2 separate regions of the Homo sapiens genome follow, and region 1 is linked to region 2. Evidence: chromatin loops called from intact Hi-C (ENCODE). Cell type or tissue: OCI-LY7. All regions are shown on one strand.

Region 1 (8,000 bases), 160 kb before region 2:
AGGCCCAGGCAGGCGGATTGCTCATCAGGCCAGAAGTTTGAGACCAGCCTGGGCAACATAGTGAGACCTCATTTCTACAAAACAAATTTCTTTTTTTTTTTTATTTTTTGAGACAGACTCTCTCCCTTTGGCCCAGGTTGGAGTGCGGAGGCATGATCTCAGCTCACTGCAACCTCTGCCTTCCGGGTTCAAGTGATTCTCCTGCCCCAGTTTCCCAAGTAGCTGGGATTACAGGTGCGTGCCACGGTGCCTGGCTAATTTTTTTGTATCTTTAGTAGAGACGGCGTTTCACCATGTTGGCCAGGCTGGTCTCAAACTCCTGACCTTGTGATCCACCTGCCTCGGCCTCCCAAAGTGCTGGGGTTACAGGCGTGAGCCACCATGCCTGCCTCAACAAAACAATTTTAAAGATTAGCTGGGCATATTGGCACACACCTGTGGTCCTAGCTACTCAGGAAACTGAGATAGGAGAATTGCTTGAGCCCCAGAGTTCCAGACTGCGGTGAATTGTGTACGATTGCAACACTGCACTCCAGCCTGGGCAACAGAGGTAGACCCTGTCTCTGAATAATAATAATAATAATAATAATAATAATAATAATAATAACAACAACATATGTTGATCAAAGTCAAGATAGGAAGAAATGTCCTAGGGAGATGTAAATGTTCTATAACTTGATTTGGTGGTAGTTATGTGGTTTTAAACATATATATATATATATATATATATACACACACACACACACACACACACACACGTACACACACATTTATATTTTAAAATTCATTGAGCTTGGCTAGGTGCAGTGGCTCATGCCTGTAATCCCACCCATCACTTTGGGAAGCCAAGGTGGGTGGATCACTTGAGGTCAGGAGTTCAAGACCAGCCTGGCCAACATGGCAGACCCGCATCTCTACTAAAAATACATAAATTAGGTGTCCTGGTGCATGCCTGTAATGCCAGCTACTCTGGAGGCTGCAGCAGGAGAATCACTTGAACCCAGGAGGCAGAGATTGCAGTGAGCCGAGATCGTGCCACGGCACTCCAGCCTGGGCAACAGAGTGAGACTCCGTCTCAAAAAAAAAAAAAAAACTTCATCAAGAGGACATTTAAAGTTGCTGTACTTTGCTCTATGAAAGTTAAACTCAATTAAAAAAATTTTTTTGAGCTATGATCTTGCTCTTGCTCTGTTCTTCAGGCTAGAGAGCAGTGGGTGCTCACTGTAGCCTCAAACTCTTGGACTCAAGCAATCTTCCTGCCTTAGCCCCCCAAGTAGCTGTGACTATGGGGGACACCACCACGCCTGACTAACATTTTTTGCAATATTTATGTAAAATGGGATCTCACTACGTTACCCAAGTTGGTCTTGAACTCCTGGCCGCAGGCGACCCTCCTGCCTTAGCCTCCCAAAGCGCTGGGATTACAGGCATGAGCCACTGTGCGCAGCCTCAATTAAAATTTTTAAAATAGAAAATAAATAAACGAGAGTCGGGCACGGTGGCTCACGCCTGTAATCCCAACACTCTGGGAGGCCGAAGCGGGTGGATCACCTGAGGTCAGGAGTTCAAGACCAGCCTGACCAATATGGTGAAACACCGTCTCTACTAAAAATACAAAAATTAGCCAGGCATGGTGGCGCATGCCTGTAATCCAAGCTACTCAGGAGGTGGAGGCAGGAGAATCACTTGAACCCAGGAGGCAGAGGTTGAGGTGAGCCGAGATGGCGCCACTGCACTCCAGTCTCAGAGACAGAGTGAGACTCCATCAAGAAAGGAAAGAAAGAGAGAGAGAGAAAGAAAGAAAAGAGAGAGAGAGAAAGAAAGAAAGAGAAAGAGCGAGAAAGACAGACAGCGAGAAAGAAAGAAGGGAGGGAGGGAAGGAGGGAAAGACAAGGAAAGAAAGAAAAGCAAGAAAGAAATTTATTGCGAGTCTCCTGTGTGCCGGATACTGTATTAGGTGCTGTAGACACAGGAGTGACCAAAACAAAGAAGGAAGTAATTATAGACCAAACCAATTAGTCTACCATTTTCCAAAAGCGGAAACTGGGTTTAGAGGGAAGAAGTAATTTGTTGCAGATCCAGCAGCTGGGATGTGGCAGAGATAAGGCTCAGCTCTGCTCCTAACCACCAAGCCTCTCTGTGCAACTCTTTCAGCCACAGGCTCAAACCACCCCCTTTGCCTTATTTCTAAGCCCCTTCCTCCCCATTAGGGGCTCTCACAATGTAACAAACCCTTAGACCAACAGACTCGGCCCTGCATCAAACCCACTCAACTGGCAGCAAAGTGATTCATGATTAAAATGCAAGATTTGAATTTTGGATTTCAAGCATCACTAAACTGATAGGTAGCACAGAGAATGCCAGAGTTCCTCTTTTTATTTCCTGTAATCACAGCACTCTGTTCTTGTTCATTTATTTAGGAGTACTTTTCACTATTTGTAATCATTCATTTATTTATTTGCTCCATATGGCCTCCCCTGCCAGACTGAGAGCATTTTTTTAATTTTATTTTTATTTTTTTTTAAGATAGAGTCTCGCTCTGTCGCCCAGGCTGGAGTGCAGTGGCAGGATCTTGGCTCGCCGCAACCTGCATCTCCCAGGTTCAAGCGATTCTCCTGCCTCAGTCTCTTAAGTAGCTGGGACTACAGGCACACACCACCACGCCCAGCCAATTTTTGTATTTTTGGTAGAGACGGGGTTTCACCATGTTGGCCAGGCTGGTCTTGAACTCCTGACCTCAAGTGATCCGCCCGCCTTGGCCTCCCAAAGTGCTAGGATTACAGGCGTGAGCGCCTGGCCCAGATTGGGACCTTGAAGCTGCTGCTACCTGTGACCTGAACTTCTGTACCTACCTCCTCCTTGGTCTCCCCACTTCCTTTCTTTCCCCACTACAATCAGAATGCCTCACAGCAGCCCCAGGGGACCTAGTAAAGCACCCTGCATGCAGCTTCCCATGGCCTCCCTTTGTCCTTGGTATAAAATCCTGCTGGAAAAAAATACAACAATTCTACTTCTAGGTATATAACCAAAATAAGAGAGGCCGGGCGCAGTGGCTCACGTCTGTAATCCCAGCACTTTGGGATCCCGAAGCAGGTGCATTACCTGAAGTCATGAGTTCGAGACCAACCTGACCAACAAGGAGAAATCCTCTCTCTACTAAAAATATAAAATTAGCCGGGCACAGTGGCGCGTGCCTGTAATCCCAGATACTCAGGAGGCTGAGGCAGGAGAATCGCTTGAACCCAGGAGGCAGAGGTTGTGGTGAGCCAAGATTGCACCATTGCACTCCAGCCTGGGCATCAAGAGTGAAACTCCGTCTCAAAAAAAAAAAAAAAGAAGTAGTGAAAGCAGGGGTTTGAACAGATATTTGTACACCCATGTTCACAACAGCATTATTCACAGTAGCCAAAAAGTGGAAGCAGGCCGGGCATGGTGCTTCCTCCCACCTTAGCTTCCCGAGCAGCTGGGATTACGGGTTGGCACCACCACGCCCAGCTAATTTTTGTATTTTTAGTAGAGATAGGGTTTTGCCATGTTGGCCAGGCTGGTCTTGAACTCCTGGCCTCAGGTGACCCGCCCACCTCGGCCCCCCAAAGTGCTGGGATTACAGGTGTGAGCCACCATGCCCGGCCACTTCTTTTCTTACCATTTAATTACCCTAAGTTATATACAAGTCATATACTAGATGTATTTATGGTGTCTTGTAAGTATGTAAATCCTTTTCTTTTTCCCACTAGAATTTCAGCTCCATGATGGAGGGATTTAGCTATGTTTTGCTCACTTATGTACTCAGAACATTTAGACCAGGGGTCAGCAAAGTTTTTCTGTAAAGAGCCAGATTGTAAATTTTTTAGGCTTTGCAGGCCCTGCAGTCTCTGCCACCATTTCTCACATCTATCATGGGAGTGCAAAGGCAGCCATAACAAATACATAAATGAGGCTGAGCGTGATGGCTCACACATATAATCCCAGCACTTTGAGAGGCCGAGGTGGGAGGATTGCTTGAGCCCAGGAGTTCGAGACCAGCCTGGCCACCAGGGACTAACCTTTAGTGAGAAAGTCAGGTTTATTCATTTATTGAAAACAAGGAAAGGCTGGATGGTGGCTCACGCCTATAATCCCAGCACTTTGGGAGGCCGAGGCTGGGGGATCACTTGAAGCTAGGAGTTCAAGACCAGCTGGGGCAACATGGCAAAACCCCATCTCCACAAACAATACAAAAATTAGCCAAGCATGGTGGTACATGCCTGTATTCCCAGCTACTCGGGAGGCTGAGGTGGGAGGATTGCTTGAGCCCAGGAGGTAGAGGTTCTACTGAGCTGTGATTGCACCACTGCACTGCAGCCTGGGCAACAGAGTGAGACCCTGTCTCAAAAAAAAAAAAAAAAAAAAAAGGAGGGAGAGGGACACCAGAGCAACTGAGCAGCTGTGGGTTGCTTCACCAAACAAAGGCAAAAATTAACTTCTAAAGTTTAGTAAATGTGGACCACTTTGTTCAGGGAACCCTTATCTGAATTGCTGTGCCTGGGTATCCAACTGCCCAGATCCTCCAAGCAAGAAGAAAAAATTTCATTTGTACTGACATATTTTCTTTTCTTTTCTTTTTTCTTTTCTTTTTTTTTTTTTTTTTTTTTTTTGAGACAGAGTTTTGGTCTTGTCGCCCAGACTGAAGTACAATGGCACGATCTCAGTTCACTGCAACCTCTACCTCCCAGGGTCAAGCAGTTCTGCCTCAGCCTCCCAAGTAGCTGCAATTACAGGCACCCGCCACCATGCCTGGCTAACTTAAGTGTTTTTAGTAGAGACGGGGGTTTCACCATGTTGGTCAGGCTGGTCTCGAACTCCTGACCTCAGGTGATCCACCTGCCTTGGCCTCCCAAAGTGCTGGGATTACAGGCGTGAGCCACTGCACCCGGCCTGCACTGATATATTTTCAAACTGCAAATTATCTATGATTTCCTGGAACAAAGTTTCTCAGCAAGTCAGAAAGCAGTGGTTCACAGTAGGAAGTCACCATGGCACTTGACAGCTGCAGTGTCCTTGGGAGAAATATTATTTCCTGTTATCTTTGCAGATATCTTTGTCTGGTTTTGAGGGGTTTTATTTTTTTCTGGAGAAGGTCTTGCTCTGTTGTTCATGCTGGAGTGCAGAGTGCAGTGGTGTGATCATAGCTCACTGCAGCCTCGAACTCCTGGGCTCAAGCAATCCTCCTGGCTCAAGCGATCTGCCTGCCTCAGGCTCCCAAAGTGCTGCGATTACAGGTGTGAGCCACCATGCTTGGCCTGTTTGTTTGTTTGTTTCTTTGAGACAGGGTTTCCCTCTGTCACCCAGGCTGGAGTGGCATGGCATGATCAGAGCTCACGACAGCCTCATACTCCTGGGATCAAGGGATCTTCTTGCCTCAACCTTCCTAGTAGCTGGGACCACAGGCACGTGCCACCATGCCTAGCTAATTTTTGTATTTTTCTTTGTAGATATGGTGTTTTGTCATTTTGCCCAGGCTGGTGTCAAACTCCTGGGCTCAAGCAATCCTCCTGCCGCGGCTTCCCAAAGCTCCGGAATTACAGGTTTGAGCCAACATACCTGACCCATTGCAGGATGTTTTAGCCTCATTCCTGGCCCCTACCCACCAAATGCCAGGAATGTACCTGCACACACACCCTGACGTTGTGACAACCAAAAATGCCTCCCTACGTTGCCAAATGTCCCCTGGGAGGGCAAACTCGACCTGGTTGAGAATCATTGCTGGATAGGACCTCAGACTGGAAAGGGACATGATTTGATGTACAGTTTTGAAAGGCCATTCCCTGTGCCCAAAATGTGTTCCCAGCCTTAGACAATGAGTGCATTGCATTCATCTGGACACAGTGATTGGTTCAAAGAGATCATGTGACCTAGTCACAGCCCAAGAGTCACAATGTAATTTGGGCTAAGAATCTGGGGAAAGAAGCCAGGTGCGGTGGCTCACGCCTGTAATCCCAGCACTTTGGGAGGCCAAGGCGAGCAGATCACCTGAGGTCAGGAGCTCCAGACCAGCCTGGCCAACATGATGAAACCCCGTCTCTATTAAAAATACAAAAATTAGCCGGACGTGCTAGCGCATGCCTGTAATCCCAGCTACTCGGGAGGCTGAGGCATGAGAATCGCTTGAACCCAGGAGGCAGAGGTTGCAGCGAGCCCAGATGGTGTCAATGCACTCCAGCCTGGGGCAACAGAGTGAGACTTCGTCTTTAAAAAAAAAAAAAGAATATGGGGAAAGAGAGTCTTGCTTCTGACTCCTCTCACTGGAAGTCTGAGGGGACCCAGGTACCTGAATGACATCCATCGTGTCCCTGCTACATGAAGCCTGAGGCTGGGGCCAACAAACGGCAAGCAGAAGTCAAGAAAGGGAGAAAAACAGACTCATGATGGCTTCATTTGCATCCTGGATTCAGCCCTACCCATGAACGTTTTATTTACAGGATCCCCAAATTCAGACTTTCAGATCTTTTACCAAAAATGGCCTAACTGTCATGAGAGACCTTGGGCTTGGGCTTCAGTCTTCCTCATAGCTCTGCTCTGCGTGGACTTTCCCTGCCAAGCCCAAATCCTCACCTTCAAATTCTGCCAGTTTCAGTGCCTCATGCCTGTAATCCCAGCACGTTGGGAGGGTGAGGGAGGCAGATCACTTGAGGTCAGGAGTTCCAGACCAGCCTGGGCAACATAAGGAGACCCCTGTCTTTATTTAAACAAAAAACAAAACGAATAGAAAAGAGACCAGGTGCAGTGGTGGCTCACTCTTGTAATCCCAACACTTTGGGAGGCCAAGGTGGGCAGATCACTTGAGGTCAGGCATTCGAGACCAGCCTGGCCAAAATGGCAAAACCCCATCTCTACTAAAAATACAAAAATTAGCTGCGCGTGGTGGTGCATGCCTGTAGTCCCAGCTACTCAACAGGCTGAGGCAGGATAATCACTTGAACCCGGGAGGCGGAGGTTGCAGTGAGCCAAGATCGTGCCACTGCACTCCAGCCTGGGCGACAGAGCGAGCCTTTGTCTCAAAAAAAAAAAAAACAAAAAAACAAAAAACAAAACAAAAAACCCTGAAAATGTCAATTATATATGGAATATCAGTAGCACAATGTATGGCTGTTGTAACATGGTACCGAAGTCCAAGATCAAAATGCTGGTAGATTCAAGTGTCTGGAGAGGACCTGCTTTTCTAGATAGCTGTCTTTTCACTGTGCCTTCCTATGATAAGTGGCAGGGGATCTCTCTGGGGTCCTTTTTATTTATTTATTATTATTTCAATTTTAAGTGGAGATGTCGTCTCACTATGTTGCCCAGGCTGGTCTCAAACCACTGGGCTCAAGCGATCTCAACACTTTGGGGGCCTTGGTAGCTGAACCATTACAAGCGTGAGCCACCACATCCAGCCTGGGGTCCCTTTTATAAGGGCACTAATCCCAGTCATGAGAACTCCACTGTCAAGACCTAATCATCTCTCAAAGGCTCACCTCCTAATACCATCACCTTAGGGGTTAGGATTTCAACATATGAATTTTGGGGGATATAAACATTCAGAATATAGCATGGAGACTGTAGTGAGTTAAAACTGAAAACTGCTTAGAATTCAGTTTAAAGAAAAGTTACACTCCTCCCACCCCATAAAGCAAGTGAACTGTATTGATCCCAACCACAAAAATTAGACATTCTAGATGAATGTCTTTGAGAAAATGAATGAGAGAGGGTCCAGATGTAGCAAGAGACAGAGTAGAAGAAGGAGTGAGAAATCAATGCAACTATCAACAGGAGAATTCAATGAGAGGCACTTAAGAATGGTGAGATCCCTGGCTGGTCGTGATGGCTCACACCTGGAATGCCAGCACTTTGAGAGGCTGAGGTGGGTGGATTACTTGAGCTCAGCAGTTGGAGACCAGCCTGAGCAACATGGCAAAACCCCGTCTCTACCAAAAATAGACAAAAAAAATTAGCCAGCTGTGGTGGTGCACACCTTTGGT
Region 2 (8,000 bases):
AACATGAATTGAGTGCCAACTGTGTACCAGGCACACACCTCCTCCAAGAAATACTTAGTAAGTACCTACTGTGTACAATTACTCTGGTAGGCACTTTTACATGTACCACCATTCTCTTTGTTTTTTTCTCATTTGCTGTTTTTATTAAGTGCCTACTGTATACCAGGCACTCAGCGAGTCTCACAGGATTGCGATGAATAGTTCAGATATGGTTCCAGCCTTCATGAAGCTGGTTCTTCCAACTGAATAACAGAGAGTAAGTGAGGCAGGGGGTACTACCTTCCCATGCACACTCCCCCAGGCTCCAAAGCAAAAAGTTTTTGCCTGAGCCCAACAGGGCAGGGGAACTCTGAAAGTGGATGGTTGATGATAGGTAGACAACAATGGTTTTATTGTGCAAAAGAAGCGGTTGTCTCCGTAGGAGGGTCAGAAAGATATTTTAGTGAGAAAAGATGAAGGAAAAATTGCCTCTGCATTCCAGGAGAAGGGGGTCTCTGAACTGTTGCTCGCTGAGATGGGGCCCTGTGAAAGACTCTTTGCAGAAAGCTCTGCTCTGCTGAGCAAATGCACATGGTGGTCCCTGACCCTGTGATCCCCAAGGCCCATTTTAGTAACAAACAATTACATAATGTCTCCTTTCCTCGCCCGAAATTAGAATCATAGATAGTATCACCTCCTACACGTATTAGATGAATACACATCAGCATAATGCCCTAACTGGAATATGAAGAAGAAATAACATAAGACAATTCATAATGAAAGTGTGCATTTCAGGCCAGGCGAGGTGGCTCATGCCCGTAGTCCCAGTACTTTGGGAGACTGAGGCGGGCAGATCACTTGAGCTCAAGAGTTTGAGACCAGCCTGGGCAACATGGGGAAACCCCATCTCTACAAAAATAAATAAATAAAGTGCATTTCAGCATATCAATGCTCGGGCCAGGCCACACCAACAGAAGACACAGTAAGAGACAGACACTTAGGTCTATCCACGGCGACAGCTACAAATACAAGGAAAAGGGTCAAGTTCAGGCACTGATGATGTTGGCATGGGATTTTCCAGAATGGCAACTGACTCTCAGTGAAGCGCTGAACCAAAGAACAATCTTCTCTAGAGTCACACAGATGGGATATTCTTGTATTAGAACAACATTTTAAACACTTGTTAATGCTTTCATTTAAAAGCATAAAAATCTAGACCAGGCACAGAGTGGCTCACACCTGTAAACCCAGCACCTTGGGAGGCTGAGTTGGGAAGATCACCTGAGGTCAGGAGTTTGAGACCAGCCTGGCTAACATGGTGAAACCCTGTCTCTACTAAAAATACAAAAATTAGCTGGGCGCAGTGACACATGCCTGTATTCCCAGCTACTCGGGAGGCTGAGGTGGGAGAATTCCTTGAACCCGGGGAGATGGAGGTTGCAGTGAGCCAAAGTCACACCACTGCACTCCAACCTGGGCGACAGAGTGAGGCTCTTGTCTCAAAAAAAAAAAAAAAAAAAAAAAAGCGTAAAAATCTAAAGTCATAAAGGTTAGGTTCTAAGCCTGGCTAATTACAAACAGATTTTTACCTCCATGAGTGGCAGGTGAGACATTGGAAGAGTCATAAGGGATATAGACAAGGATTGGCATCAGAGACTCTCCAGGTCATTGCAGGACTCCCAAAATATCCTTGGCCCCACTGTTCACTAACAACAGCGGCCCCCCCCCAACATGTGACAAGCCAAATAATGGCTTCCACCGATTTCCAAAATCTCCATAGCAGATGTGCCGCCTCCACTGAGAAGCACTGCGTTTGCATGTTCCAATTCTGTGCAATGTTTCTAGCCTGTCATAAATGGAAGCACGTGCAAGACAAATCCCTAAAAACATCCTCCACTCACTGGCGTCCCTGCCATCTTGGGAAGGAGAGTGAAGAAGGTGCCTGGGCCTTGCCTGTGACCAGCCGGCTCTCCCTGGCTCCATCTGGGATATGGTCATCCCAAATCACTCTACTGCATGTTTCCCAATGGGGAAAGTTTGAAGGTTTTGTCAAGGACTGAGCAAGCCTAGGGGATTGTGTCCACACACGCCAACACTTCCCACCATGTTATGTCATGATGGGGGAAAAGGATGAAATCCTGTCTCACCTGTTGAGGAAACAGGAAAAGGGTTCATGCCAACAGATGGAGGATTGGGTTCCATCCTTGGTTTCATGGCTTAGCTGAGGCAGGTAGATAGGGCCATCTTTGGAGATACTTGTTGAGCCTCTAGGGCCAGGAACATGAGCCATTCCTGCCTAAAGGACATCCTACACAGGGCCTGCTTGGGCAGTGTGGCCAATGCATACTCACCTGTCCCACAGAAAAGGTTTAATCCATAGTTGGATGATGTGGATGTTTTGGAGCAGGGTGGGGTCTGGGGAGGGAGCCCTCTAGCCCCTGAATATGGAAAAACCTTCTTTCTGCTTAGGGCCCTACCTCTCAGGAGCAACGTCACGTTGGACAAGTCACTTGATCTCTTTTAGCCTTAGTTTTCCCAGCTTTAAAATGGGGATAGTGGGCTGGGTGTGGTAGTTTACTCCTGTAATCCCAGCACTTTGGGAGGCTGAGGTGGGAGGATTGCTTGAGTGCAGCAGTCTGAGGCCAACCTGGACAACACAGTGAGATCCTATCTCTACAAAAAAAAATTTAAAAATTAGCCAGATATGGTGGTGCATGCCTGTAGTCCTAGCTGCTTGGGAGGGTGAGGTCATGGGGAAAAGGGGATTGCTTGAGCCCAGGAGTTCAAGGTTACAGTGAGCTGTGATTGCACCACTGCACTCCAGCCCTCGCTGACAGAGCAAAACCTTGTCTCTAATAAATAAATAAGTTTTTTTAAATAGGGATAGCCATGATGGACTACGGTCATTGCAAAAGCCGAATGAAATTGATCTGTGAACATGTTTTACACGTTCTGTTGCTGTCAGGCCTGGGGTGGTTTCAGCTCAGCAGATGTTGGTTCCGCCTGACAACTTGACCTGTGGGGTTCTGAGTGTTCGCAAGAATCTCCCCGCCCCACCTCCCATCCTCTGTACCATCTGCCTCCTGCTTGCCCACAGCATGGGGTTAACGGCTGAAGTTGGGCAGCAAAGCCTGAACTGTGTTTTCCTGTTGGCAGGGCAAATTCATCCGCATCAACTTCGACGTCACGGGTTACATCGTGGGAGCCAACATTGAGACCTGTATCCTTTCCCTGAGCCTGGGCCAAATGGGTACCCCTGCCCCCTACCAATCTCCTGCCCAGAGGCTGGGAGAGTCCAAGAGCCACCTCTATCTTTCCAGCCTCTTAGGTTTCTTCCAGAACAAATCTCCCCTTAACAGCAGGCATTGTGGTGCAGTGGTTATACATGTGTGGACCGGACCCCTGGTTTGAACCCTAAACAAGCAGCCTAGGCTGCATGTGATGCTCAAATGATCTGTCCCTTAGCTGAGTGACCTTGGGCTGGTTACTCCACCTCTCTGTGCCTCATCAGCAAAATGGGGATGATAATGAATGGTACCTGCCTCATAGAAATGTGAGAATAGAGTGAATGAACTCATATAAAGCTCTAGGCACCATGCGAGGTGCAGAGTAAGGGCTGGCTACGTAGTGTCTATCGTATGATCTTCACTTCATCCTTATTCAGCCATTGTCCGAGGCCAAATTCTGGACCTGTCGTCCTCTTAGAGAGTTGGTCTGTGATCGGCTCCACTTCTTAGGTAGGAAATTGATGAAAACAGAGTTTACCCAGAAGAATGCTGGTATCGCAAGGAACAAGTAGAGCATCTCTTTCATGAACCTGAGCGGTGAAGTGGAGCCAAGTTAGAAATTTCTGGACGTGGGGGAACAACCAGGTCTAGAGTTCAGTGACTGATCAGCCTCAGGAGCTTTGCAGGCGGCCCTAGGGCTCAGGCTTCCTGTGGAACACGTGCTTGGCAATGTATAGGACCTGGGGGCCTGACTTAGCTTCTTTCTGCACCTGAGGTCCTCTAGCAGCACCTAGTGGTCCCATTTTTCCACGTTATGTGCCCTGGATAAGAGGGTGGGTTGTGGAGTAGCTTCCTCTCCACTGTACTTGTCTAAGCTGTGGGGATTTGGGAAAATCACTGAAGCTCTCTGGGCCTCAGTTTTGCCTCGGTAAAATGGGGGTGATTGCACCTAGTTTCTGGAGCTGGTGCAGGGGTTAAATGAAATAATATGCATAATAATATGCACAGCCCTTGGTACGGTACTGGGCCCAAAGTGAGCATCTCATAGGTGGTGGCTATTGCGTTAACTCAATGTTTTCTACGTTTCTACTTTAATCTGCCCAAACCAGCCAGGATTCCCATCCTGCAGCTAGGAGGGCTGTCAGGCTTCGGTCAAGTCCAGAGCCAGGGCCCTCTTGTCCTGCAGCCCTGCACACACCTCTCAGCAATTCATTTCCTGTGTTTAGAGCGAGCCCCAGGCATAGCCCCGTCCTTCTGGCCTCAGCCTTCCTTTTAGATCAGTGGTTCTCAAAGTATGTTTCCAAACCAGCAGCATCAGCATCACTTGGGAGCTCTTTAGAAACACACATCTCAGCCAGGCACGGTGGTTCACGCCTGTAATTCCAGCACTTTGGGAGGCCGAGGCGGGCAGACCACTTGAGGTCAGGAGTTCGAGACCACCTGGCCAATATGGTGAAACCCTGTCTCTACTAAAAATACAAAAATTATCCAGGCGTGGTGGCATGCACCTGTAGTCCCAGCTACTCAGGAGGCTGAGGCAGGAGAATTGCTTGGATCCGGGAGGCAGAGGTTGCAGTGAGCCAAGATCACACACTGCCCTCCAGCCTGGGTGACAGAGCGAGACTCTGGCTCAAACATACGTGCGTGTGTGTGTGTGTGTGTGTGTGTATGTGTGCGTGTGTATACCCATGTACACCATGAGAAAGTCTGAGAATCACTGCTTTCCAGATTGGACATGGGCTGTGGTAGCCCGGGCACTGCTAGCTGGCTTTAGGACTTGAAGAAGACAAGGTCTGCTGATCTAGCCCCATCATCCCGCACCATCATGCTTAGTGCTGTGGAAATCCACCCAGTACAGTAGCCCAGCCTCCCAGCTGCCCTCTCCCATCACCCCGGACCCTGTGATCTCCATGCCACCCTCACCTGCCCTCCCCTCTGCTCTCCCTCCTGCCACCCCGCATCGCGGAGAAGCTCTCCTGAAATTAATTAGTGTGGCGTGTTTACGGTCTCTCTCGCCTCCATCCCGTCAGACCCCACTCTTGGAACAGAGGGCATGGAAGACAGCTTTGCCACTTGTTAGCTGTATCATCTTGAGAAAGGACTTCTCTTCTCTGAGCCTCAGTTTCCCCTTATTGAAAACACCGATAATAGTTGCACTTATTTCCTAGCATACTTTGTGAGGCTTCAGTGAGACAATTTATATCAATCATTTCACACAGGAATGAATCATAAATCATAGGATCATAGATGGTGTCATTATTTGTATTCTGTCATGTCTGAAGACAGCTCATTTTAAAGAAGATTTGCTGGTGATGGCTGTTAGGGGAACATCTCGTTACCATTACCTTCTTCCTGGAGCCTTTTTATGCTTTTTCTTTTCACTCTATTCCCCTCCCTTTTTTTTGCATCTGAAGTCTGCTGGCAGCACCCAGCGGTTCCATTTGTCCATAGGGGCAATGGTCAAAGTTAGACATTACCGATCCCAGGGGTAGAACTGGAAAGTCATCCCATGTGAATTGGGTGTGACAGGGATGGAGGTGGAAGACCAGAGGAACACCCGCAGTATCCCCAGAATCCCTAACTCCCTCCAAACCAGATCTGCTAGAAAAATCACGGGCAATTCGCCAAGCCAGAGACGAGAGGACATTCCACATCTTTTACTACATGATTGCTGGAGCCAAGGAGAAGATGAGAAGTAAGTGACTAGCAATGACATGTGATTGGATGGCTTGAGCCTTCCCTTTCATCAGAATCCGGGGTTAAGGGATTGGCTATTAAAACAGTCTCAGATCCTGCCAGAAAGGACCATGTCTGTGAGTGACATATGAACAGTTCTTCATCTCCTCCCAATGAGTGAGTGTGGCTTGTGTTCAGTCATTCTCATTTACTGAGCACCTACTATGTGACATAGTAGCCATCAACTCCAATTAGACATTAGATCATTAATGATTCATGTCTCATTAGACCAGAGAGCATCAAGTCCAACTAGACACAATCTACGCCTTCAAGGAAAGGGAGAAAGACATTTGCCTTACTTGCCAATTTATAAAACTTGCAAATATAAAAGATGCATTCTGGTTTTATAAGGAATTTGCAGGGGCAGCAGGACTAAGCATTTTTCATTATACATGTTTTGCCAGTGACTTTGTAGAACAGGGGTCAAGACTTTTTCTGTAAAAGGCCAGATAGTAAATCTTCAGGCTTTGCAGGCCAGGTGGCTTCTGGCACAGCTATTCAACTCTGCCATTGTAATACAAGAGCAGCCACAGGCAATATATAAACCAATGAGTGCAGGCAACACATAAACCAGTGAGCTCAGGCAACACATAAACCAGTGAGCTCAGGCAACACATAAACCAATGAGCACAGGCAGTACATAAACCAATGAGCACAGGCAGCACATAAACCAATGAACATAGGCAACACATAAATCAGTGAGTGCAGATGCATCACTGTGTTACAATAAAACTTTATTTACAAAAACAGGCAGTGTGCAGAAGTTTGCTGACCTCTGTTGTAGGGAAAAGTTTTTTTATGTAAATATAATACACTGTATACCAAACTCCAGTAGGAAGTTATGAGTTCTGGACCTGCAGCTGTTTACTAACTCTTAAAAATATATACAAATCGCATAGCTTAAAAAAGGAATGGATCAGTGACTATCTGTACATAGTAGAGTCTACATGTTAGTAATAAGTTTTGAGTCTGAAATTCTATGGGAACAATACAGACTTTGCTTCCCATCTCTTTTGTGGCCCAAGGTTAGTTATTTTGGTTAAGACAGTTACCAAAAGGATCTGTGTGAGCTCAGAACTTCGCTGTGTCGGAGTGTATTGTAGACCTCAGCTACTAGGGGGTGGCATTATCCATTATTTAAATTTCCAGGGTGGGGCAAAGTGGCTCATGCCTGTAATCCCACACTTTCGGAGGCAGAGGCGGGCGGATTACCTGAGGTCAGGAGTTTGAGACCAGCTCGGCCAAGATAGTGAAACCCTGTCTCCCCAAAAATACAAAAATTAGCCAGGTGTGGTGGCTGGCGCCTGTCATCCCAGCTACTTGGGAGGCTGAGGCAGGAGAATCACTTGAACCTAGAAGGTGGAGTTTGCAGTGAGCTAAGATTGCACCACTGCACTCCAGCCTAGGCGATAGAGTGAGACTCTGTCTCAAACAATAAAAATAAGTTTCCTTAATGGCTGGCTTTCAGGAACATAGGCTATGAGGTGGAGCAATTTTTGGTAAAGGGGGAATGCTGAATGGATTTTTTATGTACCAGCAAACATGGTATATTAGCAGTTACAGTGCAGGACCCTGTGGAATGGGCCAGGGAAAAATGTTGACATTCCTTTTCCTTTTATTTGGCACCCAAGAAAACAGTTTGGTTGTTTGGTACCTTGGGTTCCAGTTTTGTGCTTTGCCTCTGGTCTTCCAGAAATGGGCAAGTATAGGGCTCAGAACTAAATTCCCAGGGGCCGTTTGTATTCTAGATGATAGAACTGGAAAGATGTTAGGCTTTTAGAAAGAACCAAATATTGCTAAATGCATCCAAACTCGGGATAATGAAGTCTTGGCAAAGACCTCAATCCTCGTGACTTGAATCAGGCATTTCAAGTTAATCCAAAAGTTTGAGTTAACTGGTGCCTTCAGTCAATTTAACCTCGAGTTTATCAAGCAGCTTCCAAGTGACTTGACCCATAAAAGACCTTGATTTTGAAAGAAAAATATCTTGCTGACGTCTCTCCAAAAGTATAACCGAATCCATCCTAATTAAAGATTGATCTGGAAGAGGATCCTTGA

Evidence for each region. A loop is a pair of places that touch in the nucleus more often than their neighbours do. Peaks named below come from ENCODE experiments on the same cell type or tissue, not always from the same donor. Only the 100,000 strongest peaks of a DNase experiment are listed, where the experiment ranks them.
Region 1: a loop joins it to region 2, with 2.7 times the contacts of the local background. A loop is called at or near these places in 3 of 110 quality-filtered maps.

What each region holds. Positions count from the first base shown.
Region 1 is chr16:15,937,449-15,945,448 of GRCh38, reverse strand. The region is part of intron 1 of LOC107984869 (a long non-coding RNA gene); the gene reads left to right. Among named protein-coding and RNA genes, the nearest start is that of ABCC1, 8.2 kb to the left of the region's middle. RefSeq lists a silencer at 2,899-3,066. In OCI-LY7, a CTCF peak has its summit at 4,899; DNase peaks (open chromatin) are centred at 2,338 and 5,008; H3K4me3 peaks cover 780 bases; H3K27ac peaks cover 1,837 bases.
Region 2 is chr16:15,773,979-15,781,978 of GRCh38, reverse strand. MYH11 (myosin heavy chain 11) reads left to right here. Exons shown (of 41, transcript NM_002474.3): 7 at 3,136-3,199; 8 at 5,803-5,901. Among named protein-coding and RNA genes, the nearest start is that of MYH11, 79 kb to the left of the region's middle. In OCI-LY7, CTCF peaks have their summits at 3,805 and 4,013 (motif pointing left); DNase peaks (open chromatin) are centred at 3,958 and 6,608.